2 separate regions of the Homo sapiens genome follow, and region 1 is linked to region 2. The links are chromatin contacts, found by Hi-C or POLR2A ChIA-PET in ENCODE. All regions are on one chromosome and are shown on one strand. The core of a region is the stretch at or near the end of the contact, and the rest is flanking DNA. Distances in the headings are between cores, read along the strand shown.

What was found. A loop is a pair of places that touch in the nucleus more often than their neighbours do. ChIA-PET counts read pairs that join two places held with the same protein, here RNA polymerase II (POLR2A). Pooled maps may share reads with other maps.
Region 1: a loop to region 2 is called in a pooled map, with 2.1 times the contacts of the local background. The contact joins the promoter of FRK here to the promoter of TSPYL1 in region 2. A Hi-C loop is called at or near these places in 1 of 50 pooled maps. POLR2A ChIA-PET finds 5 or more read pairs at or near these places in 2 of 52 experiments (MCF 10A and T-cell).

The regions. Positions count from the first base shown.
Region 1 is chr6:116,059,475-116,062,174 of GRCh38, reverse strand. FRK (fyn related Src family tyrosine kinase) reads left to right here and starts at 1,284. Exons shown (of 8, transcript NM_002031.3): 1 at 1,284-2,207. The coding sequence starts at 1,864.
Region 2 is chr6:116,278,548-116,281,247 of GRCh38, reverse strand. TSPYL1 (TSPY like 1) reads left to right here and starts at 1,318. Exons shown (of 1, transcript NM_003309.4): 1 at 1,318-2,700. The coding sequence starts at 1,418. It also overlaps a transcript of DSE not described here. RefSeq lists enhancers at 1,325-1,384, 1,615-1,884, 1,905-1,954.

The DNA of each region.
Region 1 (2,700 bases), core at 35-2,534, 220 kb after region 2:
CAAAGACAATTGGAGAAACTTGGGAGCATAACACAAGATTTTATTTTAACCAATTGATCTGTCCACTGCTATGGACTGATTTTTGCACAAAGTAATAGCAGGTTGGGCTGATGCCATGGTTCTCTGATTTTCTTTTTCTTTTCTTTTCTTTTCTTTCTTTCTTTCTTTCCTTCTTTCTTTCTTTTCTTTCTTTTTCTTTCTTTTCTTTCTTCTTTCTTTCTTTCTTCCTTTCTTTCTTCCTTTTTCTTGAGTTTGATTATTCTGATTACTAAATGCCTTGCAATTTGAAAAAGAACAGAAGTTATGAGCTTGTACTAGGAATAGGTTAGCCAGGTTCAAGGGTCTCACAACATTTAGAAAGATTGTTTTTAAGAAAGAAATAAAAAAAAAGTCTTATAGAGAGATCAGTGACACTTCATAAACAAGTTTGCAATGCTGTCTACTAGTATAAATGACCGTACGTTGATCTGCCAGACTCATTGCCCGGCTGTTTTTGCCAGGGCACATATTTGTGAGACAGCTGCTCCGAACTAGGGAAGGTCAAGCAAAAACCACTGCCTGTCTAGAGATGGCTGTCCTGATGTCAGTCTCATTAGTTCCTGAGTTCTTGCCAAGTTAGTAAGAACTAGCATAGATCTGGAGGTCAAAGTTTAGCAGAAAGAGCCCCCACAGCAGTGTGCAAAGAGCTCTTTTTCTGTTCTACTCTTTTTTTCTCTACTGGTCACCTAGTTGGTGTGTAGCGTGTGTGTGTGTGTGTGTGTGTGTGTGTGTGTGTTTCCCAAATAGTACTTGAAGGATAGGAAATTAAATGTCTGTGGGAAAAAGCAACATTTTGGGTTCTCAGCATTTTAGTCAGCTGCTTTCTTACTTTTCCAGACTGTGACTATTCTTTGAAGCTATTAAAATCTATTCTTGGTAATGAGAAAAGGGAGTGACTTGATGGTTCTTTTCCAATTGCTCTGTGTCTGACAAGAAATACCTAAATACTTTAATTTGCCTTTTTAAATTTCCCCTAGTGGTGGCAAAACAATTCTACTCCTATTTGTCAGGGAAAAAAATCTCTGCCGTGAATTTCAGTGCTGGGAACATAACAAGACAAAAAGCTACCTGGGCTAGCCTGTTTCTCCAGGATGAAACAAAAGGAATATAGATTTTAGCGGCTGCTTTAACAGTTTGGTAAAGGATCTGGTCTATCTTGGGTGTGGGAGATGGGAGGGGTAAAGAGGTCAGAATACCATTTAGATCACAGACAGAAAGAAACCAGGAAGTAAGGGGAAATTATTACAGTCTGTTCATAGCTCAGAATGTTAAAGGCAACAGCCTCTGCTGGTTGGTTATTCATTAGCAAAAAGGAGAGAGCCGTCCAGATCCGGACTGGTCGAAAGACAGGAACAGACTTGAAACAGGGGGAGAGCTCCTGGCGAAAGCAAGACGTGGAGGTTTTACCAGGGGTTAGTAGCTTCCTCTTGCTAACTTTTTATTGGGACAAAAGGCAAGATGGCACCATTCTGTTCTCAGATATTTGTCTAAATAAAGCCCTTTTAATTTTATTTTATTTTTGTTGTGGGATTCTTAAGCAGATAAGAAGAAAAGACACCTTCCTAGTGAGCAGCTGCCCAGCTCCTGCTCAGTTTTGCCTCGGGGTAGCACCTCCAGCCACAGAAAGCAAGCCGGTAAGTCTCTCCAGGTAGGACTTGCTGCAACCCAGCTGCTGGACTGATCTGAAACGGGACTTTGCATACTCTCCGAAGTATGGTGAGTTGGTGCTGACTTCAAAGTTGCCTGGTGAAGGAAGATAAGGTGGATCGCAGAGACTAAGGGGAGAGGGAGAAGCCCTGCTCCTCTTCTCCCCACCAAGGCACAATGAGCAACATCTGTCAGAGGCTCTGGGAGTACCTAGAACCCTATCTCCCCTGTTTGTCCACGGAGGCAGACAAGTCAACCGTGATTGAAAATCCAGGGGCCCTTTGCTCTCCCCAGTCACAGAGGCATGGCCACTACTTTGTGGCTTTGTTTGATTACCAGGCTCGGACTGCTGAGGACTTGAGCTTCCGAGCAGGTGACAAACTTCAAGTTCTGGACACTTTGCATGAGGGCTGGTGGTTTGCCAGACACTTGGAGAAAAGACGAGATGGCTCCAGTCAGCAACTACAAGGCTATATTCCTTCTAACTACGTGGCTGAGGACAGAAGCCTACAGGCAGAGCCGTGAGTAGTACAAACTTATACTTAATTTCTGAACTCTCTGAGGGCTGGGTAATGAGTTTTCCTTTCTACTTCTCTACAACCCCCTAATGTCCAAAGAGTTGCCTAAAAAGTATGAGGAAGTACTGGCAAGAAACCACTAATTGAAACACACCTCCCCCGCTAAGTGAGTGTGAAACTGGCCAGTAATTGTTGTTGAGATGACTTCAATTACAGTATGTACATCCACAGGTCCAGGGTGTATTTTCAAAATAAACAAATGATGTGTTTAATACTGTACCTTCTCTTTGGCTGTAAAATAACTCATGCCTCACTTTAGCAATAAAATTGCATTTTGTTTGAAGGTAAATTATAAGACTTCCCTTAATGATATTCTCAAATCTAAACTTCAGATTCTTTTTTTTAAAAAAAACTTTTGAAACATTCCAGGGTAATATATCAACTCTAGCCCTAGCTCTAATCCTAATCCCTTTCATTCTGATGGGAATATACAGGG
Region 2 (2,700 bases), core at 69-2,568:
CTTTATTCCTACGATCCTGGCTCCTTCCTCCATCTTCAAAGCCAGCAACATAGCGATTTCCCTTTCCTCCCTCCCACACCTATTCTCCACCATTCCTTCCCTCTCTCTGTGCTTTCGTCCTCTTATCTTCTCTGACTGACCCTCCTGCCTCCTTCTTATAAGAAATTTGTAATTCCATAGGGCCCACCTGTATAATCCAGAATCATCTTCTCATCTCCAAATCTTTAACTTAATCATATCTGCGAAGTCCCTTTGGCCGCATAACTAAGACAGGTACATCTTTGAGGGCCATCAGGCTACTACCACACAAAGCAAATTAAGTAGAAAATAACGTTTGCCTCTTTTATACCTTGAGTCCACCAGCTGCATGTTGCCCTTTGCAAGTTTGTTTTCTACTTCAAGGCCATCTTAGTTGTCCATTTTAACTAGCCTTTCCTCACAAAATGGTGGTATGTGGCTCCCCCCACTGATATTTCTCTGAGGCCTTGTAGCTCTCTAAGACAGCACCAGTTTAACTCACAAGTCAACAAACTGGAACACTTCAACCAGAGACATTGACATCCCCCTCTAATGAACTCAGCTGATTGCTAAAGACAGATGCTTCGTTAGAGCCAAACATTCCTATCTTACATAACTAAATATGATAATAAATTAAGTTCTTGGGGCTGGAAATAGTTATAATTTCCTCTTTCTTGCAGTGAAAAGGCATGGAACATTTAGCAAACTGATCCTGGCTTAATTTCTACCGATACTATGCAGCACAAACTCTTATTTGATGCAGATTATAAATCGAAAATTAGCAATGAATACTATGCATCGCTTTAGTGGTAAGAGGCTGCTGAGTAGCTTTTTTTCCCCAGTAACCGTAGAGGCAAGAATTGATATTTTTATGTCACTTTTACTAAGAAGGGGGGAAACATTTTGCTATTAATCTTAAAGAGAAGTCTTTTGCTGCTAGTTACGTGGAGTAACAGGGAATAGATTTACCTTCCTGCCTCAAAAAAGTGAAGACCAGAAAAACATTTGTTTTCAGACACTGGAGAGCAGGCACTGTTACGGCTGTGATTTTACAACTGCTCCTACATGCTGGGAGCAGTCGCTAGATGCATCTCAAGGTGGGTCGTCCGCGCTTCCAGACTCAGCACAATCGACATTTATTTACGTAGGTAAAATTACTGTTGCTATGGGTAAATTCACAGAAATAAAGCCCAGAGAATCCGGTTGGCTGGCAGGGAGCGGCGGAACCAATCCCGGGCTCAGCAAGTTCTCGCGATACCGTGAGATCTCCAGTCCTGACGACACCGCCGCTGAAATGTTAGTGAGACTGTAGGGTGGGCGGTGCGAGCGGCGGTTAGCTCCCAGTTCGGCCTCTGAGGAAAACGGGCGTTCGCCTGCGGTTGGTCCGACTGTTAGCAACATGAGCGGCCTGGATGGGGTCAAGAGGACCACTCCCCTCCAAACCCACAGCATCATTATTTCTGACCAAGTCCCGAGCGACCAGGACGCACACCAGTACCTGAGGCTCCGCGACCAAAGCGAGGCGACACAGGTGATGGCGGAGCCGGGTGAGGGAGGCTCGGAGACCGTCGCGCTCCCGCCTCCACCGCCTTCAGAGGAGGGGGGCGTACCCCAGGATGCCGCGGGCCGTGGCGGTACTCCCCAGATCCGAGTTGTTGGGGGTCGCGGTCATGTGGCGATCAAAGCCGGGCAGGAAGAGGGCCAGCCTCCCGCCGAAGGCCTGGCAGCCGCTTCTGTGGTGATGGCAGCCGACCGCAGCCTGAAAAAGGGCGTTCAGGGTGGAGAGAAGGCCCTAGAAATCTGTGGCGCCCAGAGATCCGCGTCTGAGCTGACGGCGGGGGCGGAGGCTGAGGCGGAGGAGGTGAAGACAGGAAAGTGCGCCACCGTCTCAGCAGCCGTGGCTGAGAGGGAGAGCGCTGAGGTGGTGAAGGAAGGCCTGGCGGAGAAGGAGGTAATGGAGGAGCAGATGGAGGTAGAGGAGCAGCCGCCAGAAGGTGAAGAAATAGAAGTGGCGGAGGAGGATAGATTGGAGGAGGAGGCGAGGGAGGAAGAAGGGCCCTGGCCTTTGCATGAGGCTCTCCGCATGGACCCTCTGGAGGCCATCCAGCTGGAACTGGACACTGTGAATGCTCAGGCCGACAGGGCCTTCCAACAGCTGGAGCACAAGTTTGGGCGGATGCGTCGACACTACCTGGAGCGGAGGAACTACATCATTCAGAATATCCCGGGCTTCTGGATGACTGCTTTTCGAAACCACCCCCAGTTGTCCGCCATGATTAGGGGCCAAGATGCAGAGATGTTAAGGTACATAACCAATTTAGAGGTGAAGGAACTCAGACACCCTAGAACCGGTTGCAAGTTCAAGTTCTTCTTTAGAAGAAACCCCTACTTCAGAAACAAGCTGATTGTCAAGGAATATGAGGTAAGATCCTCCGGCCGAGTGGTGTCTCTTTCTACTCCAATTATATGGCGCAGGGGGCATGAACCCCAGTCCTTCATTCGCAGAAACCAAGACCTCATCTGCAGCTTCTTCACTTGGTTTTCAGACCACAGCCTTCCAGAGTCCGACAAAATTGCTGAGATTATTAAAGAGGATCTGTGGCCAAATCCACTGCAATACTACCTGTTGCGTGAAGGAGTCCGTAGAGCCCGACGTCGCCCGCTAAGGGAGCCTGTAGAGAT